Regions from separate parts of the Homo sapiens genome. Here region 1 is linked to region 2. Evidence: chromatin loops called from intact Hi-C (ENCODE). Cell type or tissue: heart right ventricle. All regions are shown on one strand. Each heading gives the region's core, and the rest is flanking DNA. Links, peaks and the distances in the headings are about the cores only. Region 1 overlaps KCNB1 (potassium voltage-gated channel subfamily B member 1). Region 2 overlaps KCNB1 (potassium voltage-gated channel subfamily B member 1).

What was found. Peaks named below come from ENCODE experiments on the same cell type or tissue, not always from the same donor. Only the 100,000 strongest peaks of a DNase experiment are listed, where the experiment ranks them.
Region 1: a loop joins it to region 2, with 2.4 times the contacts of the local background. A loop is called at or near these places in 14 of 110 quality-filtered maps.

Annotation. Positions count from the first base shown.
Region 1 is chr20:49,440,753-49,455,745 of GRCh38, forward strand. All of the region lies in intron 1 of KCNB1 (potassium voltage-gated channel subfamily B member 1), which reads right to left. Among named protein-coding and RNA genes, the nearest start is that of KCNB1, 34 kb to the right of the region's middle. RefSeq lists enhancers at 5,848-6,359, 6,360-6,869, 6,870-7,381. In heart right ventricle, for the core only: a CTCF peak has its summit at 6,160 (motif pointing left); a DNase peak (open chromatin) is centred at 6,229; H3K27ac peaks cover 4,063 bases; H3K27me3 peaks cover 733 bases.
Region 2 is chr20:49,376,708-49,391,700 of GRCh38, forward strand. The region is part of intron 1 of KCNB1 (potassium voltage-gated channel subfamily B member 1); the gene reads right to left. All of the region lies in intron 2 of LOC105372649 (a long non-coding RNA gene), which reads left to right. Among named protein-coding and RNA genes, the nearest start is that of KCNB1, 98 kb to the right of the region's middle. In heart right ventricle, for the core only: CTCF peaks have their summits at 7,972 (motif pointing right) and 8,183; DNase peaks (open chromatin) are centred at 5,064 and 7,994; H3K27ac peaks cover 1,496 bases.

The sequences.
Region 1 (14,993 bases), core at 2,369-10,368, 63 kb after region 2:
CAAAGCTGTGCTTGTAAACACATGACATTGCTTTTCAGGCAGCCTGGATTCCAGAGACTCTCAGAAAAGAGGGAAGAACGAATCTGACCCAGGCGCTGGTCTGTACCTGAGAAGAGCCTTTGGGCTGGGCTGTGGGGAGGCCCGTGTTTGTCCTGGGCCGCGTCCCAGCTCAGGTCTGTCATGGCCTTGCTGTGTGAGCAAGTCCTGCCCCTTACCCTCTCTCTGGGCCTCAGTCTTTCCACCTGTCAAATGGATGGCTTGGAGTTGCTGGTTCCTAAAATCCTTTAATGTTAGGCTTCTTGAAAATCCCCAAGTCTGAGGGTATCTTGGGAGCTGCTTTTCAGACCTCAAAATGGAAACAGCGATTTTTCCTCTATTCCTGACCGAGCAGAGGTCAGCAGCGTCAGGGGCATCTACTTCTATCTGTGGACTGAGGTCACATTCCCTGGGGGAGGCTGGGCCATGGTGGGGCAGCAGTCCGCTGCCCTGTTTTCTCTGTAGGGTACATCTTCTCCCAGCTCTGACAGCCAGATTCTGAGGACAAATATTCCAGTTATGGTTTCAGATACTGAGTATTTTCCAAAGTGATTTACATATCTAATCTGGAAGAGAGGGGCTACTCTTATCCCCATTTTACAGATAAGGAAACAGGGGCACAGAGAGATCGATCAACTTGTCTGAGGTCATTCGGCCAGTAAGCGGCAGCCAGGATTTGGCCCCAGGAAGTCTGGTGCAAGAATCTGTGCCCTTCACCGAGCATTTCTCAACCTCGACCTATTGGCGTTTTGGGTTGGCTCACTCAGGTAGGGGGCTGCCTTGTGCATTCTGGGATGTTCAGCAGCATCTCTGGCCTCCACCCACTAGATGCCCCCTGGGTATGACAACCAAAATGACCCAGACATTGTCAAGCGTCCCCTGGAGGTCAAAATCACCTCCAGCTGAGAACTATCTTAACACAGCTCTGGAGATGTGGATTCTAGGCCCATCTGGGGACTCTTGGGTTTTTTTTTTTTTTTTTTTTTGAGACAGAGTCTTGCTCTGCTGCCTGGGCTGGAGGGCAGTGGTGCGATCTCAGCTCACTGCAACCTCCACCTCCTGGGTTCAAACAATTCTCGTGTCTCAGCCTCCTGAGTAGCTGAGATTACAGGCATGTACCACCATGCCTGGCTAATGTTTTTATTTTTTGTAGAGACGGGGTTTTGCCACGTTGGCCAGGCTGGTCTTGAACTCCTCGGTTCAAGTGATCTACCCACTTTGGCCTCCCAAATGCTGGGCTTACAGATGTGAGCTACCGCACCCAGCTGATTCTTAACCCTTCTGAGCCTGCTTCAGGCTCTGGAAAGACACTGACAAAGGCCTAGAGAAGAACCTTGCAAGAGGGCAATGCCCTGTGCAGGCGATAGAAGCGTCGCAGGGCAGCCTTCTCTGAGGCTGGCGATGGGACAACTCAGCGAGGGGCATTGGCGGGCAGCAAAGAAAAAGCTTGGGTGGTGGAATGGGCTTGGAGGTTGGCTGAGTGACCTTAGGCAAGTGCTGAGATTCTCTGACCTTAGGCAAGTGCTTTAGATTCTCTGAGATGCAGTCTTCTCAGCCAAAATCAGAGTTAACCCTTGTAGAGTTGAGGTGTGATACTTAAATAAAGTATTGTCATGATGGGTGAAGAAAAACAAAACCAAAAACTATATCCACGAAGAGTCTAGTTAAATAATGTATGGTACATCTAAGCCATGAAAGATTATGCAGCCATTAAAATGAATGAGGTAAATCTAGTTTTTGCTGATATGGAAAGATCTCTAAGGCTTATTTATTTATTTATTTTTTGAGATGGAGTCTCGCTCTGTTGCCCAGGCTGGAATGAAGTGGCGCAATCTCAGCCCACTGCAACCTCTGCCTCCCGGGTTCAAGTGATTCTCCTGCCTCAGCCTCCCAAGTAGCTGAGACTACAGGCGCACGCCACCATGCCTGGCTAATTTTTGTATTTTTAGTAGAGATGGGTTTCACCATGTTGGCCAGGATGGTTTCAATCTCTTGACTTCGTGATCCATCCATCTTGGCCTCCCAAAGTGCTGGGATTACAGGTGTAAGCCACCGCGCCCGGTGGCTTATTCATTTATTAATAGTTAAAAAGTAAGGTACCCAACAGTATATATGACATAATCCCATTGGTATTAGAAATAAAAATAATCTTTCTACATAGCCTTATTGAGCACCTACTGCTTGCCAGGAACTGGAGTAAGCAGGAGGAATACAGTGTGGATAAAACAAAACTCCTATTTCCATGGAGGTTGGTGCAAAAGCAATTGCATCAACCTAATATAAAGACGTGCAAGAAAATGGCTTCTTCTGAGCCTGGAGATGTGGGAGTGAGATTTCTGTCTTTCCATTGTATGCCCTCTGGTATTTGAATTAGTCTTACTGTTGAATGCATTTATTTATTTATTTATTTAGATGGAGTTTTGCTCTGTTGCCCAGGCTGGAGTGCAGTGGCACGATCTCGGCTCACTGTAACCTCTGCCTCCCGGGTTCAAGCTATTCTCCCAGCCTCCCGAGTAGCTGGGATTACAGGTGTGCGCCACCTGGCTAATTTTTTTGTATTTTTAGTAGAGACAGGGTTTCATCATGTTGGCCAGGCTGGTCTCAAACTCCTGACCTCAAATGATCCACCCACCTCAGCTTCCCAAAGTGCTGGGACTACAGGTGTGAGTCACTGTGGCCGGCTGAATGCATTTATTTTAATGATCAGTTTTTAAAAGACTGGATTAAAAAAATGAGAGAGAAAGCAACGAGCAGTGTTTGGCTCAATGCAAATGGTTGCTTTTATTATTATCATAGTAATAAAACATTTATTAACTGTCTCTTGAGCACCTACTGTGTGCCAGGTACTTTGCTAGGTGCTGAAGATACGTAGTGAGCAAGAAAGATAAAAATATTGGTCCTCAGGAGCAGGTGCTCTAGGTGGGGGGACACAGGAATCAGAGAAGTAACTGCAAATGTCATTAGTGTTACAACAGTTGGGGATTATGATGGCATCGGAACCTAACAGAGGGGAGGCTTGCAGGTCTAGGGAGTTGCCCAGGGATCGGAGCCTGGGCTCCAGCCCTCTATCCTCAAGCCTGGGCAGTTCACAAGGTTGGACCCCTCCATGGCTTCAGAGCAAACAAAAACAGCTAAAATTGATGGAATACATACAGCCAACAGGCACACTGTAAATACTTTACATGTATTAACTTACTTAGAATCCTTACTACAACCCTATGGATACTATTTTTATGCTCATTCTAGAGATGAGAAAGTCAAGGCACAGAGAGATTGAGTAACTTGCTGAAGGCCACACAGCTAGTAGGTGGCGGAACCAGAATTCAAACCCAGGTATTCTGCTACAGATGCCATACTTATAACTACTTCCTTTCATGACTTTCTTCTCCTCTTCCCTGCTTATCAGAGCCAGTCCTCTGTCTCCCTGTCCTCCCCAGACATGAGGATGACCCTCTCTGGCCCCAGCTGCAGCAGAACATGCAAGGATTGGAGGACACTCTCCAATCTTCCCCTGTCCCAGGGGCTCCTAAAGTGTCCTGGTTTTGCCCTTGGAGCCCAAGTAGAAGAGGGGACGAGGGGGAGCAGGAGCCAGCCAGGTATACGCTGGTCCCCCGTCTGCCTGTCCTTCAGGCATAAGAATCTGGGTTACTCCTAGAGCCCAAGTGTCCAGATTGATTCTAACTCCAGCCCCTGAATGAGCCACAAACTGAGTCCTAACCCGGGTCACACTGAATCTTGACCCTGGCCGCACATTCCTTCATAACCCTGGTCCTAGGCTAAGCCTTGACCCTGGTCACACACTGATCCTTAACCCTAGTTGCATACTGATCCCTGACTCTGATCACAGACTAACTCCTAGTGTGATCTATGACCCAGGTCATGTACTGACCTCAGTCTCAGACTGAACCCTGATCCTTGTCAAGGATAAGCCCTGACCCTCATCACACACTGAGTCCTGACCCTGCTCACTGGTTGAGCTCTGACGCAGGACACAGACTGAGCTTTGACCCTGGAGAGACACTGAGTCCTGGCACTCCTCACTGACTGATCCCTGATCCTGGCCATAGAGTCAACCATAATCTGGTCCTAGGGTGAACCATAATCTTTGTCACATATTGATCTCTAACCCTAGTCATACACTGAGTTCAGCCCTGGCCTCAGATGCCCAGCCATCTCCAATTGCTGCTGTCTACTGCCCAGGGATTCAGAGACTCCCAGAATGCCCTCTTCCCACCTTTCCCCAGAGCTTAAAGTGATTCCACTGGCCTGTGCAGAGGTCACCCAGCCTGTCATCCCCGGGGCCCATCTGGGGGACCTACAGGGCTCTAAAAAAGACAGGGAAGGCATGATTTAGACAGAGCTAAATTCTCGAGATGCTGCTTTTCATCTAGAGGCTCCCAAACTCTTCCTATTTCTCTCTGTCTCGTCTCTTCCCCCATTCACACACATATTTCTCCTGAAACAAAATTCATCAGCAAATTCTGTCTTTAAGAAGGGAGGTCAGACAGCAGCCAGCCCAGCAGCTGGGCAGAATTCTATTATCAGGAGGAAATGCAGCCAGCAGGAAGGACTGTGCCCTCCCTCCCGGCAAAGTGTTACTCACTCTCCCCAGCTTGGCTTCCTTCTGAAGGGCTGTGGAGTTCCTGACAGGTGGAGGTGGTGGACGTCTGCTGATGTTGACCAGGGAGCCCGTGCTCCCACCGGTGGCTGGCTGCCCCAGACCTGGCCCCTGTTCTGGGAATCTGCCCCAGTGTCTGAGCAACACAGGGGTGAAGAGTTTGAAATGGTTCCCCAAGGTGCTTTCCAGGATTGCAGGGCCTGGGTAGGGCCTTACATATTGGGAGAGTCCTTGTGGCCTCTTTGGGGAAGGATGTTTCCCCCTTAAGACCCCTGAAAACAGGGGTGCAGGATGGATGAGGAACACAGGGCTCACCCTCCACCCCCATCTCCAGGCAGTGCAAACATGTGAAACATGAACACATGGGCAGGCGTTGAGGTTTCCACTCAGTTCCCCCTCCCTGCTCTGGCAGGGAAAGGACTTTTGCTCCTCTGGGCCAGGGAGCCCTGGAGGGAGGGGAGAGGCATGGTTGCTGAGGCTGGGTGGGGGCTTCCAGATGGGTGTCACCCATGCCCTTCCGACCATCTAGGACAGCCTGGGAGTTGTGTCTAGTTAGGAGAGTCAAGAGTCAAGTATCCAGTGAGCTGGTCATTCGGATACCGAGGTGGGAAACAGGTGATCAGCCTGACAGTCATCTTGTCAGTTAGACGTAGAGACAGGCAGATGGGCAGGCCGTCACTCAGCCATTTGATCAGGCCTGCAGTCAGACAAGCAGGCTGACAGACAGACGGTCAGTCAGTCAGAGGAGGAGATGAACAGACAGGCTTCTTCATCTGTTAGTCAGATACAATAGATACCCAGCAGACAGACAGGCAGACAGACAGACATAGACAGACAGACAGACAGACAGGCTGTCCATCAGCCATCTTGTCAGTCAGCTATAGAGACAGCTAGTCAGTCAGTCAGACAGGAGATGGACAGCTAGTCTTAGTTACTCATCTAATTACAGCCAGCCAAACACCCAGGAAGACAGACAGACAGACACTCCAACAGGCATTTGAATGAGGAGATGGAGAGAAAGGCAATTTGTTTTGCATCTAATTAGTCAGGTACAAGAGCCGCAGCCAGGTAGACAGGGAGAGAGTCTCTCTGTCTCAGAGAGGGACATTCAGTCAGACATGGAGGCAGGCAGGCAGGCAGGCAGGCAGGCAGGCACAGCCATTCATCCAGTCAGTCAGCTATCCTGTCTGTCAGGCTCTCAGACTTGCGGTGGACAAGTCAGTCAGTCAGTGTCCGTCAGAACCAACCTACCTTCTGGCCAGTGATGCAGCTGGCCATTATGACAGACATCCAGGCTGGGCAGAGACAAACACTGGATGCTATGAGGAATGTTAAGAAATGGGGGTCCTAAGCTCACAGAATAACCGGGGGTCCCAACACCCCTCTCAAGAGCCTGATACAGCCCCTCAACAATCAGGGAAAGCATTCTGGAAGAGGAGGGAAGAGGCACCCCACTCCAAGAGCCATCCCTCATCTCCCTCTGAAGTGCCTGGCCTCCCTCTACAGGCCACAGGCCTAGAGAAGGAGCTGTGTGTGTGTGTGTGTGTGCGTGTGTGTGTGTGTGTGTGTGTCTCAGCTCTGCCAAGTTCTCCTCGCCTCCCTCCTCCACTGGAGTGGGGGTTGGGCGGCCCTCCCAGGCCACTTCCCATTTTGGGAATTGGGCTGAGAACTATGCAAGAGACAGAAATAATTCCTTTTTCGAGCCTGGCCAGGGCTGTAGCAGCCCAAACATTGGCACAAAACCAGTGCTGGGGAGGGGCCCAGGAGGGGGCAGCCAGGGGTGGGACGGAGCCCTGGGGCCCAGGGACACAAAGGCCTGGGTGTCTCCAGAAGAACCTCCTCATCCAGTCCCAGGGCTGGGTACAGGTACCTGGAAGATTCGAGACTCTTAGTGGAGCTGCCAGGCCAGAAAATGTTCGGGATTGGGGAGGGGACCAGGTTACAGAAAGAACAAGAAAGAAGTCATAGAGTCTCCACTGGTAAAGACAACTTGAAAAATGGACCATTTCTGGTGGCCAAGAAGGGATCCCTGCTCTCTCCTGAGAACACATCCCCCGCTATGGGCAGACCCACTGAGCACTCACATAAGAGATGGTGGCCTGGGAAGCACCTAGCACACAGTAGGTGCACACTAAATGCAAGTGTCCTTGGACCAGAATCGTACACAACTAGCTTCGCAGCCCTTTGGCACTGCTTCCTAGGGTGTGACCCTAGGCAAGTGACCTCAGCTCTCTCAGCCTCACATTTCCCCTCTGTAAACTGGGAGTAATGGCAAAACCCGCTTCCCGGGGTGGCTACGAGGATTAAATGACATGACAGGTACAGAAAATCTAGCACCTAGTAGGTCTGTGATCTATTTGAGTCCTTCCTCCTTTCTTTCCTTCTTTCTCAAAGCATTATTTTCATCTCACTGGGGTCTTACAGCAATCAGCCAAGGCAGATCTTGATCGTCATTTTCCAAGTGACACCCTCCTGAAATCAGCCCGTCTCTTAGCCTCAGTGTCCCCCTTGTGTAAAATGATAGCTCGGGACAGGAGATGTCTGGAAAGCCCTTTCAGAGCCTCAGCGCTAGAGTCGCTGGTGATCCTCAATGCTTGATTGCATCATTCCCAGCATGCAGGGGCCCTTCCCAACCACTCCGTGGGGATCCCTGTGGTTCTGAGGAAGCTGACCCTGCCCCCTGCCCCAGGGATAAGCCAGTCAGCACATGGCATCCCCCAGCTAGAGAGCTTGCTGAGTGGGGCATGTGATTCAAGCTAAGCCAATTTATTGACTTCTGAGCTTTGGCCAGGAATGCTGGGAGTTCCCTTCTCTTCTGGATAACGTAGAGTGCATGTGTGACGCCTAGAAATGCTGCAGCCTTTGGGACTCCCATGAGGGGAGCCAGCCCAAGAGAAAAATTGGCTCACAGAGGAGGACAAAGCAGAGTAAATCCTTGACACAATGATGACATCATGATCCCCTCCCTACCCTTGCTACACACTGCCTGGGCTTTTCAGTTGCACTATCCAATAAATGCCCTTTATTGTCCATGCCAGTTTCATTTGACTTTCAGTTTCCTGCACCCAAATACACCCCAAAAGACCCAAATACACCCCAACAGTCTAGACTTATTGCCAGTTTTAATCCTCAATGTGACTCTTCTACATAGATACTATTGTTCTTCCCATTTTAGAGATGAGGAAACTGAGGCTCAGAGAGTGAAGTGACTTGTCTGAAATCTCACAGCCAGAAACTGTCAGTGCTGGGATTTGAACCTGGAAATGCCTTATGCTCTTCTCACCATGTTATAAGACCTTCTCTTTTCTCATCTATCTCTGGGCAAGTGGGAGGGAGTAAAACAGTAACAGCCACCACCAAACTCCAGTAATAATCATCCCAGGGAAGACCAATCACATAACATCAAAGCCTGGAAGACGCTTAGAGATCATTCAGCACAACCCTCCATTTCACAAATGAGGAGACTGAGGACCAGAGCGGGGAAGAGACACAGGCAGCAGGAGGCAGATTGGGAGCCAGAGCCTGGGACAGCAAGAGGACATTGTTCCTGCAAGGGCAGAGGAGTCACCTGCTGCTCATACCTGGAGGAAGAGGGGGCTTCTTTTTAGCAACAAACCATCTCACCCTTTGGGGGAACTATCCCTTCCCAGCTCTCAAGCCACGTGGCTTGTAGCCTGGCCTCACCTCTGGCTCCAGGTCTGGCCAATCAGAACGGTGCATTCCCCTGGCAACAACGATTGGCAGAGTCTGGGCATGTGACCCCAATCAAGCCAATCAGAGTGAACCCTGGGACTTGTCATGGGACTACCGGAAAGAGAAGCTCCAGCATTCTAATGGAGCTCCGCCTTCAGCACAGGTAAGGACAGGCTCCAGGCTCAGAGCTGCCAGTTCGAGTTTAATAACCTAGTTTATTTTTGTGGTATTCATTTTTAACCCTGTGTTCAATTTAAGGTGATTAACTCCATACAGTTTGCCAGAACCATCTAGGTTTTAAAACTGAAAGTTCACAGGTGAATGGAGGCAAGGGTGGTTGGTCACCCCTGCTTCAACTTATGGGTATCAGATACTGGTTTTCCATTAATGGCAGCTTCCTTTTAAAATAAACATTTGAATTTAAAAAGGGGCCGGACGCAGTGGCTCACGCCTGTAATCCCAGCACTTTGGGAGGCCGAGGCGGGCAGATCATTTGAGGCCAGGGGTTTGAGACCAGCCTGGCCAACATGGCGAAACCCCATCTCTACTAAAAATACAAAAATTAGCCGGGCGTGGTGGTGCACGCCTGTAATCCCGGCTATTCGGGAAGCTGAGGCAGGAGAATCGCTTGAACCTGGGAGGCGGAGGTTGCAGTGAACCAAGATCGTGCAACTGCAGTCCAGCCTGGGCGACAGAGCAAGACTCCGCATCAAAATAATAATAGTAAAAATAAAACAAAATAATTTTAAAAATTTAAAAAGAGAGTCACTTGAGGGAAAATACCAAGAAACTAATAGTACCTTTGGTGAAAAGAAATGGCAAAAATATTGTGAATACTGTGTCATGTGAGTGAGTGATGGTGTTGAGAAATGTACAATGCCTGCAAGTCTGGAAACCCAAGCTCAGTTCCTGGGTTGGTGGCCCACTGGCCGTTTGACTCTAAACAGGTTGCTTGCCCTCTCCGAGCCTCCACATCATCCCAAGCTCACAAGGCCAACCATCCTCAGAGGTGGGGAGAGGTCAGAGGGCAGGCAGGCTCTGTTGTGGGCAGGCAGGCTCTGTTCACCCTTATCCTCTTAAGGGTGAGGTCTTAAGGTATGAGTTGCTCCCAGTGCAAAAGCTGGCACCAACAGCAGCAACTCACAAATCTTTGGAGAGGCCCGGCATTCCCCACTCAGTGACTGCTGAGTTTGACTGATGGGGCCATGTCGGCAAATTAGCCACCATTCAGCAGAGACACCCTTTAGAGATGCTAATTGCCCAGTGCTCATGCGTCCCCACCCCTCCCTGGCACAGGCGGCTGGCTGTCGATCCCCTGCCATTATTGTCTGATAACAGTGCTTGATTTGTCTACACAGACCAGGGCCCCTGCATGCATGCTGTTAGCATCTAACTACCAGCCAGCACGGCGCATGAAGCACGGTTCATTAATGCTCTTGAGGGGAGCAAACAGGTGCTGGCAGAAATCTATTCCCGTGGACAAATCTGTGGACACGTGCACCCTCATACGTGCCCACTTAGCCCCCAAGTATAGGAATGAGTCAGTGTCACGTGTGCATATGCATTCTGTGAACTACTCATACGCCGGCTAAGAAGCAGCCTCAGACACATACGCACAGGATGGAGTACATGCATGTACATAACAGGCAATGCTACATGGGGTTGTGTTAGGATTACATTACAGAACACCTGTAAGGCGTCTTGAACAGCGCCCGGCATGTGGTTAATTACTCCTCAGTAAATTAGATCTCTTATTATTTTTTCCCAGTGCTCCTTTATTTATTGAGGTATAACTTACACATAATAAAATGCACAAGTTTTAAGTGTTTAGTGCAGTGCCTTTTGATAAATAGATACACTTGTGTACCCACCAACTCAGTTAAGGTCCAGAATATTTCCATCATCCAGGAAGTTCTCTCGGGTTCCCTTCCAGTCAATACCTCCAAAAGCAATCACTGTTCTGATTTCTCTTGTTATAGTTGAATTTTGCTTGTTCTTGAGCCTCATATAAATGGAATCATATGGTGTGTCCTTCTTGGCAATGCCTATTGTGGATGCTCAGATGTGTGCACAGCCACTCACACTTACACACATGTGCATGGATACTCAGTCAGACTCATTCAGAAATGGGGATTTCTGAGCTGTAAATCCCTTGGCCTCAGCTTGCAGTTCAGCTAAGCCTCTCTGGGTTCAGAGGACTAAAGGAGATGGGGAGAGCCCCTGATGCTGGGTCCAGCCACCGTGGGGGGCTCCTTCCACATTTTCTTCAGCTTCCCTTACTGAGTGACCTCAGACAAGAACTGAAAATCTGTTTTCTCCTGTGAAATGAAATGAATAATAATAACATACAGCTCATAACTCCCCTGTATTGAGCACTTATTATGCAGTAGGCACTGTTCTAAGGACTGCGCAAGTTCGAGTCCACTCTGTCCTCCCAGCAACCCTATAATCCAGGTATCATCATTACCTGTCTTATGGGAAAGGAACCTGAGGCACAGAGAGGCCCAGCAGCTTGTCTGAGGTCACACAGGAAGGGGCAGAGCTGCGATTTGGACCCGGTCCAGCTCCAGAGCCTTCACCTGCCACCATTATCCCTCTTTATGAAGGGATTATGAGAATTATTGATTATGTCCATGCCTTGGAACCCAGTAGGTGCTAAATAAGTATTGCATAAGATTACTACCAAGAACATTTACATCCACTATCTCACTGATGCCTCAGAACAGCCCCATTTTACAGATGAGGAAACTGAGGCTCAGAAGTCAGTGGCAAAAGATTCTGGTCTTCTGGTTCTAAATCCCACATTCTTTCTATTCCCCCAGCTGGGGATATTCTATTCCACAAGGCAGATGCTTTGTTTTGTTTGCTGCTATGTCCTCAGCACCTAGAAGAGTGCCTGGCACATACTTGACACTCAATACATGTTTTCCAATGAATGAGTACAGCAGGGAGTTGGGAGGAATCACCCAGCCCAATGCCCTCCCGTTACAGCTGGGGGACCCAAGACCTATAGAGAGGATGTGACTCATCCAAGGTCACACAGCATCTTGGTGCCGTTGAAGCTATTGTTTTCTCCCTTGCCTGGCTCACCTCCTCTACCCTTGGGCCTGAGCAAGCCAAAAGATTTGGGAGCCCCTGAGGCTCTCTCAAAGGCCACGTTAATGGGGAGCTGGCATGGAGCCTCTCCCAACTTCATTAAGCCATCCAAGGTCAGCACGGAAGCCTGCCAAGCTAACCCTCAGAAAACGCCGGCTGAAAGGAAACAAGGCTTGCCAGAGCTTTTGCGCTGGGATGGGGACCATTCCTGGCAAACAAGGTGGGGAGGGAGGACCGGGCCAGCCTTTCAAAGCCCTTCGTGAACAAATGCTTGGACTGCAGCCTGCTCTGGTCATTGTCCCCTCCAAGTCAGCAGAAACAGCCAAACTCTTCAGTCTAGCAGGGAAAATGGAGAATGGACTGGAGTCTGTGTGTGTGGGGACAGTGCCAATGAGAGCCCACCCTGAAGATGGAAGGGAAAAGGCAGGAAGATGGTGAAGCTAGGTAGGGGGAGACCATCCCATCCTGAGGGTAACTCTTAGTTGCCAGTCCCCAGCCCTTGGGCATGGAGGTCAGTTTTAAATAACACTGATTGGCCGGGCACGGTGGCTCACGCCTGTAATCCCAGCACTTTGGGAAGCAAAGGCCAGCGGATCACGAGGTCAGGAGATCGAGACCATCTTGGCTAACATGGCGAAACCCCGTCTCTACTAAAAATACAAAAAAATTAGCCAGGTGTGGTGGCGGGCGCCTGTAGTCCCAGCTGCTTGGGAGGCTGAAGCAGGAGAATGGCGAGAACCTGGGAGGCGGAGCTTGCAGTGAGCCAAGACTGCACCACTGCACTCCAGCCTGGGAGACAGCAAGACTCCGTCTCAAAAAAAAAAAAAAAAAAAAAAAAATAACACCGATCACCTCCCTTCATGTCAGGGCATCCCTAAAAGCAGAGCCTGAGACAGGGATTCTTAGGCACGTGATTCATTCTTGCTCCACGTCTCCTTTAGGAGATGGGGGAGAGAGAGAAGCAGGACAGGATAGGGAAGGAGCTAAGCCAGGATGTAGCCTCAGCTGAGGTCTAGCTTCGGCCTGAATTGCACCAGGTGTTGATCCCACCTTGCAGAAAGAGGGCTGAGCTTTTGTACCCCTGACTCAATGAGTCCACAGTCTGCCTGGTGGGAGGACGGGAGAGCTGCCACAGGTTAAAATCCCCTGGCAGGCGACTCCCATGGGCCAAGGGCAATTGTGAGAGGCAGGAGTCGTGAGAAGGGGGCAGTGGTGAACTGTTAGCAGCGGGGAATGCCAGCAGTTGGGGTGTGGGTGCACCAGCTCGTAAATGGAGTGTAGGTGAGGAACTCACAGTGTCCACCACACTGGCTGTCCTCTTTTCTTTTAAATTTAAAATGTGTGTATTTTTTATTTTTGTGGGTACTTAGTAGGGGTATCTATGGGGTACATGAAATGTTTTGATCCAGGCATGCAATGCCTCATAATCGTATGATGGAGGACGGGGTATCCATCCCCTGAAACATTTACCTTTGTGTTATAAACAATCCAATTACACTCTTTTAGTTATTTTAAAATGTTGGGTGTCCTCTTATTGTATTAATTCATCACTACCTAAACCTCCCAAACTTAGGGTCAACCCTTAGAAGAAAAGGGAGACTGAATTGAACCAAGATACAGTTTCCACCACCCTCCATCACGGCCATTGCATCCAGTGTACGAACAAAACAACAGCCCTGCTCACACATCTAGGCTCACAGCATGCAAGCTGTGCCTATTCCAGTTGTAGGACTCTAGAACCTTCAAGACACTGAGGGCAGAACTTCAGAATTGTAGCTTTCAGGCTCTCTGAGCTAATGTACCCACAAAGGGGGCCTCCCCAGGGGAAGACAGAATGGGGCCTGGCTCGAGGACCAGGCTGGGCAGATGAAGTTACAAGGTGAGGAAAGACAAGGTGGCTTGACCAGGTCTCACGGGAGGCCCCACGACAGACCGTGGAGAGGATGGCGAGACCTGAGATTGTGAGAAGGTGTAGGAAATTAGGTACCAGTGGAGCAGCCTTGGGGTAGGTGAGGACCTGGCTGCAGCCCTGACCCCAGCTGCAAAACGACCTGGATGCTTCGGCTCTGAGTAGCGCTTAGAGCAGGGCCACACTTCAACACCACCCATGCCAAACTGAACCCCTTTCACCTGGGTACAGCACTCTACAGTGAGCAAACAATCTAATAGCTCAGCATCTGGAGGTGGGTGAGTTGGGGGCTAAATTTGACGCAGGGGGAAACTGAGGCCTAGAGAAGTGCACTAACTTACTTCACTAGCAAATTCTGATGAAGCACCTACTCTGTGCCAGGCACTAATTCAGGTCCTGAGATACTTCAGTAAACAAAAGAGAAACCCCTGCCCACATGGAGCACATATTCAGGTGGGCGAGGAGGGGGTTGGGGAAGGAAGTAATTATTGCTGTGGAGAAAAAGAATGAAGCAGGGAAGGGAGATAAGAAGGCAGGAGGGCTGGGCGCGGTGGCTCACACCTGTGATCCCAACACTTTGGGAGGCTGAGGCAGGCAGATCACTTGAGGCCAGGAGTTTGAGACCAGCCTGGCCAACATGGCAAAACCCCATCTCTACTAAAAGTACAAAAAAATCAGCCAGAATGTGGTGGTGCTTGCCTGTAATCCCAGCTACTCGGGAGGCTGAGGCACGAGAAAATTGCTTGAACCCGGGAGGCGGAGGTTGCAGTGAGCCGAGATGGCACCACTGCACTCCAGCCTGGGCGACAGAGTGAGACACTGCCTCAAAAAAAAAAAAAAGGAAGGCTGGGGGTGGAAACTGCCATTTGAAAATAGAGGGTCAGGGAAGGTGTCACTTCCTAAAGAGAGGATGCTTGAATAAGAACTTGGAGGTGAGAGAAGTCGTGCAGGGAACAGCGGGAATAGCCGATGCTAAGCTCCCCCAGGTAGATTTGCAATGGGAGACGGAGAGATGAGGTCAGAGAGGTCTTGTAGGGGCAGGTCCTGCAGGGCCATGAGGACTTTGCTGTTACACTGAGTGATATGGGAGCCACTGGAAGGCTTTGAGTGGGAGGTGACATGACCTGACGTGGGTTCTCACAGGATCCCTCTGGCTTTCAGGGAAGCGTGTGAGTGTGGATGCAGGTGAGCAGCGAGAAAGTAACTGTAATAGTCCAGGTGAGAAATGACAGTGGCTTGCTCTAAAGTAGAATTTTTTTTTTTTTTTTTTTTTTTTTTTTTTTTTGTGAGACAGGGTCTTACTCTTTCACCCAGGCTGGAGCGTAGTGGTGCAATCATGGATTACTGCAGCCTCAACCTCTGGGGCCCAAGTGATCCTCCCATTTTAGCCTCTCAAGTAGCTGGGACCACAGGCATGTGCCACCATGCCCGGCTAATTTTTTGAAATTATTTTTTGTAGAGATGGGGTCTCAATATGTTACCCAGGCTGGTCTTGAACCCCTGGGCTCAAGTGATCCTCCTGCCTCAGCTTCCCAAAGTGCTGGGATTACAGGCACAAGCCACCGTACCTGGTCCTAAAGTAGAGTTTCTCAACTTCAGCACTATCATCATTTGGGCTGAATGAATCTTTGTTGTGGGGCT
Region 2 (14,993 bases), core at 3,645-11,644:
CCTGGGCAACACAGTGAGACCCCGTCTCTACAAAAAATAAAAAAATCTGCTGGGTGTATTGGCACATGTCTATAGTCCCAGCTACTTGGAAGGCTGAGGCGGGAGAATCTCTTGAGCCCAAGGAGGTTGAGGCTGTGGTGAGCCATGACCACACCACTGCACTCCAGCCTGGGTGACAGAGAGAGAAACCCTGTCTTGAAAGAAAACAAAAGAAAAGAAAAAGGAAAAAAAAAAAAGAAACGAAATTAGCCGGGCATAGTGGCGGCACCTGTATTCCCAGCTACTTGGCAGGTGAGGCAGGAGAATGGCTTGAACCCGGCAGGCAGAGGTTGCAGTGAGCCGAGATTGCACGACTGCGCTCCAGCCTGGGCGACAGAGTGAGATTCCATCTCAAAAAACAAACAAACAAACAAACAAACAAACGAAAGAAAAAGACAAAGAAAGCTGAACCTTCAAGAGAAGCCAGAGAATGAAGGGAAGGTGCAGATGAAGGAGGAGTGGGGACCGCAGGAGGGTCATAGCAGGGTGCCGAGGGCAGCAGTTAAGAGCTGAGGCTCTGGTGTCAGCCTGTTTGAGGTTCAAGCCTCAGCTCTGCCATTTCCTTACATTGAGCATGTTATTTAACCTCTCTAAGCCCCAGTTTCCTCATCTAGCAAATGGGCTGATAATAACAGTATCTACCTCAGAGAACTGCTGTGAAGATGAAATGTGTTAGCACAGGCAAAGTGCTAGGACAGCTTCCAGCAGCACACGGTGAGTGTCTAATAGATGCCAGCTGTCATCACAGGGGAAATCTCAGCCCACATCACCCCACCCACTCAGATCACCAGCCTCGGGGTGGCCCGGTCTCGGTCTTTGCCTCCTGTCCTTGTTCTGAGACTGTCTGCTGTATCCTGTAAGTCAACCCAATTGCTACATGGGTGAGTGTGGGAGGTTTCTGGCCCTGCAATGAATCCCCAGTAAGGACACTTGGTTGTCAAGTCCTTCTCATTTTGACTCTGACCTCTCTCTCTGGCCACTCCTGCCATCGGTTCTCAAAATTCACACTCCTCTAGCCGCACACTATCATTGGTCAATTCTGCATGTCCGAGCTTCTTGCTTGCTGTCTGGTGAACTCCAATCCATCTTTTCAAATCCAGCCCATGTGACCCCTTCCCTTTGGAGTTCTCCCTGCTTTCCCCAGGCAGGGTTGACTGCTCCATCCTTGGGTTTCCTCACCATTTTACCATACCTTGGGGATACTTACCACTCATATCCCATCACAGGTGCGTGCGTGTGTGTGTGTGCATGCGTGTGTGTGTGTGCACGTGAGTGAGTGTGCTTATTGCTGCCCAGAATTGGTGAGTACTGGGAGGATGGGGATGGGTTCTGAGGTTTATCTATGTGCCCCCAGCACCTAACCCAGGGTGGGACACCTGACAGGTGCTCACCAAGTATTTGTTGGCCGTTGCTCAAGTTCATGGAGTTAGAAGTAGAAGGGTCAGTACCAGAATTCAGGTTTTTTTTTTTTTTTTTTTAGAGACAGTATCTTTCTCTGTTGCCCAAGCTAGAGTGCAAGGGTGTGATCATAGCTTACTGCAGCCTCAAACTCCCATGCTCAAGCAATTCTCCCACCTCAGCCTCCCAAGTAGCTAGGAATACAGGAGAGCACAACCAAGCCCAACTAATTTTTAACCTTTTTTGTAACGATGGGATCTCACTTTGTTGCCCAGGCTGGTCTCGAACTCCTGGGCTCAAGCTGTCCTCCTGCCTTGGCCTCCCAAAGCACTGGGATTACAGGTGTGAGCCACTGCACTGGCCTGGGAAATATTTCTTGGTCATCTACTCTGCGTGAGGCACTAGGCCAGACATTGGGGATGCCACAGGGGGCAAGAGAGTGCCAGTGCCCTGATGGGCCAGCTCTGAAGATGAAAGGGAATGTTCCAAGGTGTGGTGCCTCCCCAGCCTCAGGGGTTCCATAACTTCTGATTTTTTTGCTATAGTTAAGTCTGACACATCCTATGTTTAAAAAAAAATAGGTTTGAGTTTCTTGATTTGCACCCATTGAAAAAGGAAGATTCTGTAATACTTTATAAATGAAATGTTTGAGGCAGGGTGCAGTAGCTCAAACCTGTAATCCCAGCACTTTGGGAGGCTGAGACAGGTGGATCACCTGAGGTCAGGAGTGCAAGACCAGCCTGGCCAATGTGGTGAAACCCCGTCTCTACTAAAAATACAAAAAAATTAGCCAGGTGTGGTGGCAGGCGCCTGTAATCCCAACTACTCGGGAGGCTGAGGCTGGAAAATTGCTTGAACCCGGGAGGTGGGGGTGGCAGTGAGCTGAGATCATGCCATTGCACTCCAGCCTGGGCAACAAGAGTGAAACTCTGTCTGAAAAATAAAATAAAGAAAATAAAATGTTTGATATATACAAAAATAGACCTAATTTATATATAATTTATGAACCATAATCAAATGAACACCTAGAACCCGCCACCCAAATGGAGAGACAGAGCAGGCAGCAGTAACACTGACACTTCCTTTGTGTCTTTCCCACTCCAGAGATAACCTCTGTGTGCAGTTTTTCGTCCCTTTGTTTCTCTGTATGATTTTCAATAAGAATATATGGGTCCCTAAATTGTCATTTTGTTGCGTTTTTTTTTTTTTTTTTTTTTTTTTTTTTAAGAGGTAGAGTCTCACTCTGTGGCCCAGGCTGGAGTGCAGTGGTGCAATCACAGCTCGAATACCTAGGTTCAAACGATCCTCCTGCTTTAGCCTCCGAGGTAACTTGGACTACAGGTGCATGCTACCATGCCTGGCTATATTTTGTAGAGATGGGGTCTCACTATGTTGCCCAGGCTGGTCTTGAACTCCTGGCCTCAAGCAATCCTCCCACCAGGGCCCCCAAAGTGCTAGGATTACAAGCGTGAGCCACCGCACCTGGACTTTGCTCAGTTTTGACGTTATACTGTATGTATTTTGCTACTTGTATCACTCTTTCCTTAATGGTAAAAACAAAAAATCAAAAAAGCCCACTCACCTTCTTTATTTTATTTTAGCTTTATTCTAAGAAATCATATGCAAAATTGCTGATTTTTCATGCCAGGGCTATATGTATTAAATATTCACCAAAATAAATATGTAATTGTTGGAATAACATCTTGGCAGCACACTTTTTGGTGCTCCTGTGTTGAGCTGAGGAGTGTGGGTCCTGGAGTTGAAATTCTAGCTCTTGCCATTCATTGGTGGAATGGCCTTGGGCATCCAAATGTTCACTGCCTCAGTTTCCTTATTTGTAAAATGAGGACATACTAGTGGTTTTTAAGGGGATGATTTTTACTCCTGGGGGACACTTGGCAATTTTGGCAGAAATTTTTGGTCGTTACAACTGGTGGGAGGGGTGCTCCTGACATCTTGGGGGTGGAGGTCTGGGATGTCACTAAATGCCCTACAATGCACAGGACAGCTCCCACGGCAAAGAATGATCTAGCCTGAAATGCCATCAGTACTGAGATTGAGAAACTCTGGGACATGCCAATAGTCAGCCCCTCACAATTGTGGAGTTGGGGACACAGAGTGGGTCAGAGTGGGCAGCCAGTGGGCTTTGGGCTGAGCCCTACAGGAAGCTGCTCTCGTCTGGTGACTTCTGGCAGGAGGGCGCCTGCACAGGGAGGAATGGGTTCCCTGGGAGTCTGTTCCTTTAAGAGCTGGGCAGTCTTATTTTCCCCCAAAGGCTAGCAGGGGAAGCCTGCTTTGGTTTCTAACCCCCAGACAACTCCAGGGAAGGCCCACATAATTGATGTTCTGGCGACAGATGCATGAATTATGCACCCAGCTATTGTACAGACCTAAAGCAGGCACCCCTTTTGTACTTGAGACTGTGCCCTCCCTCTCCCCTTCCCTCAGCCCAAGGAAGCCTAGGAAACGAGCAAAGCAGGGGGAGGGGCTCCACTGGACTCCAAGGTGGAGGGTGTGGGGGAGTGCCTGCTGCTCAGGGTTGGGTTGGGAGGGTCAGAGCACACCTGCCATCGGTCTGTGTGAATGTGCATCACACAGCGTATGCGGTAATGCAGTGTGGGGGGTCTCCCCTGCCCCACCCCTCCTGACCCCACCTGCAAGAACTTTTTCTTTCCCAGACTCAGTGAGGCCCTTAGAATCAGGGCCACACTTCCTGCCTGGGGAACTTCCCAACGTGATTTAAGCCCTCTGTGCCTCAGTTTCCCTATATGTAAGACAGGGATCATTGCAAGACTGCAATGAAAATTCATTGAACTCAAAATGCCCTTAGCTAGTGGCACAATCACTTTAAACTTTAATTGTATTTATTTCTCCACATTTCTTTACATTTATTTATAGCTGGTTTTGGACTTGAGTTTGAGTCCCAAGGCTATTATTCCCCAGCTGTGTGGCTTTGGACAAGCCACTCCCCCTCTCTGAGCCTCTATTTCCTTTTCTCTGAAATGAAGATGAAGGTAACTGAGTACTCACCTAAAAGCCACTTAATATATAATGTTATTAAATTATTATTCAGGGCCGGGTGTGGTGGCTCACGCCTGTAATCCCAGCACTTTGGGAGGCCGAGGTGGGCAGATCACCTGAGGAGTTCGAAACCAGCCTGGCCAACATGGTGAAACCCATCTCTACTAAATATACACAAATTAGCCGGGTGTGGTGGTGGGTGCCTTTAATCCCAGCTACTTGGGAGGCTGAGGCAGGAGAATCGCTTGAACCCGGGAGGCGGAGGTTGCAGTGAGCCAAGATTGAGCCACTGCACTCCAGCCTGGGCGACAAGAGGGAAACTCTGTCTCAAATAAATAAATTATTATTCAGGTAATTTATGGTCAACCCCATCCCTAACCTCTGTACTGGTTGCTTTTGGAAGCCAGGAGTAGCTGTGTAGACCCCAGTGACTGCCTAAGGCAGCGTGCGTCCTCTAAACAGCTCGTGGACCCAGATGGACTGTGTTGATTTGGTTTCTGGGATAAGCCCCAGGAATGGGGAACTGACTACCACCTGGGAGTCCTCCCAGCCCCAGCTCAGGCCTGGACAGGCCTCTGCTTTTCTGGGATCTGAGCCCAGTTGGGCTTGGCAGAACTCCAGGAACCCGGGGAGCAGAGGCAGGAGCCAGCTCCAGAGACTGGGAGGCTGTCCCCAAATTCCCTGTGAAGAGGTTCTGGATCCTGGAGCCTACCTGTCTGCACCAAATGGGAGAGGGGGCTTTGGTCCTCTGGGGGAAGAGATTGGCAGGTGGGGATCCCCAGGGTGGAATTCAGGAGTGCTGGAGCCAGGCCCTCCTCATCCTAATCGTCGGCTCTGGTGGTTAATCACAGAGAGGCCTACGGACTGTTTATCGTGGCCTCTGCACACTTCCCTGCTGTTCCAGGAATGTGGATGAGGCACAGACTGTCCATGCAGAAAAGGGCTCAAGCTTCCTGCTGGGAAGATGGGGAAACTCAAGCAGAGAACGGAAGTGACTTGCCCACGGTCACACAGCCCATTGCTGTCAACACTGTTCAGTAACACTAGAAGCTTTGGCAAGCTGGAAGCTGCACCTAGTGTTTAGGGCTTGCAAATTGCTCTTCGTAAACATGCAGGTTTATAGCTGCAGTATTCATAATAGCCCCACAGTGGAAACAACCCCAATGTCCGTCAACTGATGAATGGATAAACGAAATGCAGCTATCCATACAATGGAATATTCTTCATCCATAAAAAGGAATGAAGTGCTGATATATGCTACAACACAGACGAACCATGAAAACATTATGATAAGTGAGAGAAGTCAGACACAAAAAGCCACTTATTATATGATTCCATTTATATGAAATGTTCAGATAAAGCAAATCTATAGAGACAGAAAGTAGGTTAGTGGTTGCCAGGGTGGGGGATAGGGATTAACAGTTAATGATCATAAAGGACGTCGTGTTCTAAAAACTGACTTAGGGCAAAGCCTGCACGATTTGGTAAAATTTAATAAAAATTATCAAATTGTATGCTGGAAATGGGTGTGCATTATATGATACATAAAGTAAGCCTCGATAAAGTTATATAAAAAGTTGCTTTCCATAAAGGGCAGCCCATTGCTATTGCTTTTCTTTTCTTTTTTCTTTCTTTCTTTTTTTTTTTTTTTTTTTTTGAGACGGAGTCTTGCTCTGTAGCCGAGGCTGGAGTGCAGTATCGCGATCACGACTCACTGCAACCTCCGCCTCCCGGGTTCAAGCGATTCTTGTGCCTCAGCCTCCTGAGTAGCTGGGATTACAGGCCACCACGTCCAGCTAATTTTTATATTTTTAGTAGAGACAGAGTTTCACCATGTTAGCCAGACTGGTCTTGAACCCCTGACCTCATGTCATCCACCCGCCTTGGCCTCTCAAAGTGTTGGGATTACAGGTGTGAACCACCGCACCGGGCCTTTTTTTTTCTTTTGAGACAGGATCTCACTCTGTTGCCCAGGCTGGGGTGCAGGGATGTGATCTTGGCTCACCGCAGCCTCAACCTCCCTTTTTGTATTTTTTGTAGAGATGGGGTTTTGCCACATTGCCCATGTCAGCCCATTGCTTTCCATCCCCACAACATATGGATAGTTCATAGGAGAGAAGAAGCTGAGCAAGCCACAGAGCTGCTGTAAGCCCTGCAGCGACTCCCCATTCTCCCAGTTAAGTTCCAGTTCCTGTGCCTTTAGTTGGCATGTGCTTATTGAGCACTTCCTAAGTGCTATGCTAGTTGCTGAGGGTGCTGCATGAATAAGGAAGAAAATTTCCTAGCCTCATGGAGCTAGCAGGGAGAGGCAGACCAAAAAAACCCAAAAACGTAAACCAGGAAAGAGGCAAGGTGATGTCAGATAGTGTTAGATGCTGTGAGTTATTGAGAAAAGCAAACCAGGGGGATCGATGCAGAAGCACTAGGGGTGTCCACGGGAGGCAGAGTGGTCAGGGCAGGCCTCTCTTAGGAGGTGTCTCGTTGCTGAGACTTAAAAATAAGAAGTGTGTGTCATTCAAAGATGCGAACATTCTAGGCAGAAGGCACGGCACGTATGAAAGCCTTGGGTGGGAATAAGCCTGGTATATCAAGCAACCCAAAGAAGCTCAGCATGGCTGGGGCTGCATGAGCGAGAGCGGGAGAGCGGGGTGGGCCTGATGAGACCTGATGAAGAGATCTGGGTTTTATATTAAGATCCCTTTTCTTCTCTCTCCTGACCATTTCCCCTATTTCCCATTGTAACCCACACTGAATCCTGCAGAAACCACTTAAAGTTCCCAAACTCACCACCATGGGTGCTTCCACCTCTAGATCTTTGCTGTTCCCTCTGCCTGGAGTACCCTTCCTCCTACTCCAAACCCACTTCTCCTGGCTGGTTCCTACTGCCTATTCAGGCCTCAGCTTTGGGGCCACTTGCCCCAGCGAGCCCTCTCTGGGCCCCCGGTCTGCATTAGGTACATCAGTTCTCTGAGCTCACACAGCCCCTGCGCATCTCTGATCACAGCCCTGGTGCTGCTGAGCTGAAACTGTTTTCTCCTTTCTGTCCCACACTAAAGTGTCACCTCCATGAGGGCCCGAACTGGGTCGGTCTTGTCCAGTGCTGTGTCCTCAGCTCCTGAAACAGTGCTTGGTACAGATGGGAGCTTTCTATATAGCTGACAAATGAATGAACAAGTGAATAAAGAAAATGGAGGCTGAGAGAATGAAGTGACTTTTCCAGAGTCTCGCAACTTGTAAGCGGTGGTTCCAGACCCATGGACTTGATCTCAGGTCTGTGGGTCTCCCAAGACGTTTTCAAGGACGTAGGAGGAGGCGGCTGCTGGCCCATCAAACCTTCGGTCCTTTTATGGTGCTTCCGCTTCCCCCAGCTTTAAGGGGGGATTACAGCTGGGGAGTTTTAATTAGAAGGGTCACTGGTGCAGATCCGATTAAGGGGATTGGGAGCAGGCTGATGGGGTTGCCCGCATCCCCTACAGGCAGGGAGGGGTCCCTGGCAGAGGATTGGTAAGACATTGGAGTCAGAAGCCTGCAGGGGGCGCTCGTGGGCACAAAGGGACAGGAATCCTGTGCGTGTACAACAAAGGATGAAAGCAGAGGGCTTTGCCATGAGAAGAAAACAGTCACAAAGATGGAAAGAGGATGGAGGGCCACTGTGGAGGGCGCCCTAGCCCTTATAACCCAGAGGCTTTGCTGCTGGGAAGTTTATTTTTACTTGGTTGACCGAGTTTCAAAATTGGGAGATTTTACATAAAAATCCAGATTTTCACATTCTTTTGGAAAATTAGATGCTCGTCTTCACTCAACCTGCATTCCCAGTGGCAACCACTGGCTAGAGCTAAGGAACAGCAACCCCTTGGGAGAGTGAACCAGCTCCCTAGTGTGCCACAGGCCCTTCACCTGTTTTGTGATCTGTCTCTGCAGGCAGCTGGGTTTGCAGTCACTGACCCACCTGAGGCGATAATGAAGACAACACCTGCCATAGGGTATGAAGAACTTTCCAGACAAGATCTGCATCAGACTCCACAAGCCAGGAACATGGGGGTCACACTTGCTATACCCTGCCCTATCCCCATACCCAGGGATCAGGAGACAGGAGCCTGCAGGGGGCAGGCTAAGAGCTAAGAAGGATAAGTAGGAAGTAACCATGCAGAGTGAAGGGAAAAGCATTCCAGGCGAAAGGAACAGTGTGGGAAAGGCCCCATGGCAAGAAGATAGTGGTTGCTAAGTCTGATCAATTCAAGTTCACCAACATCTGCGCATCTGTTCCATTCTCTCCACCTGCACAGTCCCCACCCTCCCGCATCAGGACTTCTTTCTGGCCTCCCCAAAACCACTCTCTGGCCCACTATTGCAAAGACCACTAGCTGTCACCAACATCTATTCTTCCCCTCTTCCATTGTCACAGAGTTTTAGCTGGACCCAGGGCTGCCCAGAATAAAGACTACATTTCCCAGCTTCCCTTGCAGTTAGATGTGGCCATGTGATTAACATTGGCCAATGGAAGGTGAGCAGAAATAATAGAAGCCCTGTCTCCTTTTCCTCCTTGCTGGCTGGCAGGCAGATGTGCTGGGCAGAGCTGGAGCAACTGTCTTGGATCTGAGATGGAAGCGAATCTCAGTGCTAGACTGGCCCTTTATGGAAAAAGTTTGCCAGCTCCTGGTCTATCTCATGACATCCATCTTGTTGAAGCCACTCACTGTATTTTGGGGTCTCATTGTTACAGCCGCTTAGTCTCTCCCTGCCTGACTAACTCTCCAGCCTTCTCTTGTTCCATGCTCTTCTCTGCCCCCTCATCTCAGGTACATTAACCAGTAACCTTCCTTTGGTCGTTCATAGTCTTCACTATCTTCTTGCCACGGGACCTTTCCCACACTGTTCCCTCCACCCGGAGTGCTTTTCCCTTCACTCTGCCTGGTTACTTCCTACTCATCCTTCTTAGCTCAAGATCACCTGTTCAAGGAAGCCATCCTTGACTTTCCTGACCAAGTCAAATCCCAATCACAGACTCTCATAGTACTATTATCCTTCTCCTCATAACACTGTTCAAGTTGCAATTTTGCAGTAATGTCCACCTCTGCAGACTGTAAGCAGTGTGAGGGCAGGGGTTATATCTGATTTTTCTCAATCTTGAATCCTTAGAGCACATAGTTGGTGCTCAATACATATCTATGGAACAAAGGATCTCATTTCATCCTGATAACAATCCTACAGGCTGTGCTGTGCCTCCACCTGTTTTATAATTGGGGAAACTGAGGCTTAAGAACAAATGTCCAGAGGAACAATTAAGAAAATAGTAGATGGCCAGGCATGGTGGTGCAGGCCTGTAATCCCAGCACTTTGGGAGGCCGAGTTGGGCAGATCACTTGAGGTCAGGAGTTTGAGACCAGCCTGGCCAACAAGGTGAAACCTTGTCTTTACTAAAAATACAAAAATTAGTCAGGTGTGTTGGCACATGCCTGTAATCCCAGCTACTCAGGAGGCTGAGGCAGGAGAATCGCTTGAACCCGGGAGGCAGAGTAGTGAGCCGAGATCATGCCACTGTACTCTAGCCTGGGCAACAGAGCAAAACTCTGTCAAAAAAAAAAAAAAAAAAAAAAAAAAAGAAGAAGAAGAAGAAGAAGAAAGTAGTAGAGAGAGAGTTTAAACTGATGTATACTAGACTTTGATGCCCTTCTTTATTTTAAAAAATATACATACCTGGGACCTTTCTTATCCTAGTATCCTGGGGTCTGGTTTTTAACTTATGCCTTCACTTGAACCGTCTCTCTGAGGTAACTGCACTCTTCTTAACAAGCTCTGGGTTGGGCAACCTCTTCCTAACAGGCCAGCCAGGTTCCCACAAGCCTCTCCAAAGGCAGGAATTCTGGGAGATGGTGATGTCACCATCTCCTGCCAACCTGAGGACAATGGTCTCTGGTGGAGGAGGAAGAGGGACTCAAAACTGATCCCTGCAGAGGGAAGAGGGGATGAAGAGGCTTGTTTCTGAAGGGGAGAAATGCGAGACAGTGTGCTCCCTGCCTGGGTGGTTGCCAATTCCCTATATTTGCTGAGGACATGAGCAGGTGGGGGAGGAACTGTCAGTGTTAACCGTGATGAATGGCACGGGTCCATTCCTGTTGTAGAGAGCAATGTATTGAATGAAAAATGAGGAGCACAGGAAGTGTTAGGCAAGGACAGTGTCCCCAGGTTCTGCCGGCCACAAACCGGTTTCCTTGTCCTCTGAGTCTGGCTGGAGGGGACTGGGGAGGGTAGTCTCTGAGAGCTTGACCAAGGTGGCTGGGGTTGCTAATGGAAGCTAATTATATGAGTCTGGAGAGATGCTGGGGTTAGGTAGTACTCTGGCTAATGTCAGAATAATGGCTCTGTGAGTGGTCTTTTTTTGACAATAGCCAGATTTACTGGTTAATGTCCAATCTACTTTTTGAAAGAGACATTTTGGTGGCTTAACAATAGATCTTTCTCATCTATTATGAAATTATAGCAGTTTAGTCTCACCAGAGATTCATATTGAGGTGAAATGGACACGTGGGTAGTCAGGAGACCTACTTTTAATTCTGGCTGGGCATGCTTCGGCAAGTGTCGTCACATCTCTGATCTTTCTCATGCAGGATCCACTGAGAGTCTAATGGGTCTCCAGTACAGTTCCTTTCTAGGTGGTGACTCAAGAACCTAGTGGCTCTACCATCTCAATTGGTAGCCTCCAGTCTTGCCAAGGCAGAGGAAGGGACAGTGTGGGCAAGTCACACTTGCTCTTAAATGCCCGCACCCAAAAGTGATACACATCATTCCCTCCCTCAACAGTGAGGCCTCTGGTCTCTTACTGTGTCCTCCAGGGGGACACAGTAAGTGCTTTGAAACTTACAAAATGCTTTATAACAGGCTAAGGAGATGGTCCCCAATATGGGTGTGTGCACAATATGACACACTGCAGTGCAGAAACAAATGACTGGCATTTCTACCCTTTACTGTTAAAAACAAACAAACAAACAAACCAAGAAATCAAGTTTTCCTGATGTTAAGTCCATGAATTAACATCGGGATCCTTGTTCACTCAGTATGTCAGGCAGCCATGGAGAAAGGAGAAGACCCCTGGCGGGAGAGTAGGGGTGCTTCAGCTTAGCGGGGTTGGCAAGGAAGCCCTCACATCTTTGTTTGATGGCCGCAGTGCCATGTATGTGTGTCTGGGGTGAAGAGACTTCTAGCACTCATGGGTGTCTGGTTCCAGTCTTCTTCCTGGGCAAAATGTCTATTTCCTCGAGGCAGTGGGGCGGGGATATCTGGTTCTGTATGGGCTCTGTGTGGGTACTGGCAGAGGCATTTAAGAGTGGGTGTGAGTTCTTCACACAAAACTTTGATGGGTAAAGTCAAGAGATTGTGGATTTCTTCATTACTGTAGCACAATCTAGCATCTTCTCACTAATTCATCTGGTCGAGTCAGGTTACAGATTCTATTTTCTGATTTTAAGCTAACTAGTCCTCTCAGACAAAGATGAATGGCTTACAAAGATCCTGGAAAACGGGCATGGTGGCTCACACCTATGATCCTGGCACTTTGGGAAGCTGAGGCGGGAGGATCACTTAAGGCCAGGAGTTTGAGACCAGCCTGGGGAACATAGTGAGACCCTCCCTCCCCCCTGTCTCTAAAGAAATAAAAATAAAACATAAAGATCTTGGTAAAGCCACAAGGGTTTGGGGGTAGTATTAGCAATGGAAACACAGGAGAACATCAAGACAGTGGCTGAACTGATGCTTCCCCCACCCCAGTGGTCTGAGCCCTTTGGCAGTGAAAACACAAAGTTAAAAATAATGATGATCTCATCAGATCTGACAAGAGGTTGGCCAGAAAAGGGTTGAAATGATCAGGAAGACTCTTTGTATGTGAATTTTCATCTACTCTCTTTTACAGTGAGCCCTATTCTCATTCATTCATCAAAGAAAGAAAGAAGGCAGGATAAATGAAATTTGATAAGGAATGAATGAGCTAGATCCAGGGGGAGGGAGGCACTAGAATGTGTTGGTTAAGAACCAGGACTTGCATTTTAATCTGTTTTCAATTTTCCAGCTGTGAGGCCTCGGACAAGTTTCTTAACCTCCCTGAGCCTCAATTTCTTCATCTGTGCAATGGGGATCACCAGAGTTCCTCCCTCACTGGGTTGTCATGTGGGAATTCAATGAGATAATGCGCGGGGGTGCCTGGCACGCAGTAAGGCCTCGATGAATGTTAGATGTTCGTTTGTTTTAAAGCTGCGAGGAGTACTTCGCCTCGATATAAGGACGACCGTTCTAATGGTGGGAGCTGTTACAATGAGCTATTGTTATTATGCAATGGAGGGAGGCCAAAGAGAAGGATGGAATCAGCAAGATCTGGGTTCAAATCTTGCCCCTGACATTTACTGGCTGTTTGAATTTACACAAGGAACTTCATCTCCATGAGCTTCACTTTCCTCATCTATAAAAAGGGACTATTAATACCAACATGGTCAGATTCTTATAAGGATTTACCTCATTCATTCATTCATTCATTCATGTGGGGATGTGCCAGGTAATCTTTTAGGCCCTGGTAATACTGCAGTAAACAATTCAGGCAAAAATCCCAGTTTGCACGGAGCTGATGGTTTTGTAGAGGGAAGGGGCACACAGTGAACAATAATAAGTCAACAGGATCATTTCAGGCTATGATAATGGCTATGAAAAAATGAAGCTGGTCAGGGGAAAGAGAATGACTATGAGATGGTTTACTTTAGCTGGGGTGATCAAGGAGGGCCTCCTTGTGGATGTGACATTTGAGCTGAGACCTGAATGATAAAGAGGAGCTGGCCACATGACCATCAGTGGGAAAAGCATTCCAGGCAGAGGGAACAGCAAGTGCAAAGGTCCTGAGGTAAGAACGTGTTTGGCAAGCGTGGCTGAAGTAGGTTAAGTGGAGGGGACAGTAAGGAATGTGGTAAGGGGGGCAGATCTTAGAGTGCCTCCAGGCCACACACAATGAGTGCAGAACATGCTATTATTATTAGTATCATTAGCAGCAGTCTTCCTCTGACTCCCTTGTTTGTCCCCCACTAAGGACCTGCTTTGGAAAACAAGGACATCCATTCTTGTGGTTCTCCTGGAAGATCCCTTCAGTTATTCAACTGTCCCACATGAAAACATTCAGGGCAGCAACACTCCAAGTCCTTGGTCTGGTTGTTGAAGGGGAGGTTGACTCACTAGAGTGTAAGGAATGATTGCATTAATTGTCCAGGAAAGTGACAAGGAGGTGACTCTGGTCATGCAATTTTGAGCTTTGGCTTCAACCTTTGGGGGCCTCGCCCTGCCACCTCCCATTCTCTCAATTCTTAATGCTCAGGGGTGAGATTTCTATGGGCCTCGGGCCACTTTGAGGAAAGCCATGCGTGCACGAGACAAGTATCCATTTTCTACTCTTTCACAGAATCCTGATTTTGTGCTTACGTGACTACTTTGCTTGAAGATAACACCGCCCAGCCTCCCCTGCAGCTGGATGGAGGTCACATGCTTGGATCTGGTCAATAAGATGGGAGTCGGAGTGTTGTGTGGGACTTCTAGAATCTCTTTTTTCTTTTTTGTTTTTCGTATTTTTTTTCTTTTTTTTTTTTTTGAGAAGGAGTCTCACTCTATCGCCCAAGCTGGAGTGTAGTGGCACGATCTTGGCTCACTACAACCTCTGCCTCCCAGGCTTAAGCGATTCTCTGCCTCAGCCTCCGGAGTAGCTGGGATTACAGGTGCGCGCCACCATGCCTGGCTAATTTTTTTGTATTTTAGTAGAGATGGGGTTTCACCATGTTGCCCAGGGTGGTTTCTAACTCCTGAGCTCAGGCGATCTGCCCGCTTTGGCCCCCCAAAGTGTTGGGATTACAGGCATGAGCCACTGCACCCAGCCCCAGAATCTCTTTAAAGCAGGGAAGGCTGCCTCCTCTTTTTAGATCTTCCTCCATCCTGCTGCCAGGGATGATTACATGATTGCTGGAACTCTAGCAGCCACTGAGAGTCGTGAGACTGAAAACCCCACTCTGGGAAAAGCAGAGCAGAAAGGTGGAATGAGGCTGGGGCCATGATGACTTTATAGAGCCATGGTACTAGTCGTGGACTATTTTCATCTGGACTGATGAGAGAAATATACTTCTCTCCCTGGGTCTCACTTTGTTATAGAGCCAGGCCTAGATTCTAATCAGCACTGCAGTGGTTAGCCCAGTAATTCTCCAGTATATGGAGAATATGGAGTACAACTTACACATGGACTGCCAACCCATCTGATAGTAACACAGGCAAAAAGACACCGGTTGCCCAGAATAACGTAGCAATGGACTGGGAACAAGTTGCTCAGAAAACAACTCCATTCCATGGAACTTGAGTAGTTCCCTGTGTCCTTAACTGGCTCCACTCCACACCCTTCCTTCCTTCCCTTTCTGGACTCTCAGTAGCCTCTCATTTTCCTGTTCTAAGAGGGAGGTCAACAGAGACCTCGGCACCTTTTCATTTGCTGTTCCCTGGGCCTGGCCTGGAGAGACCTTTTCCTG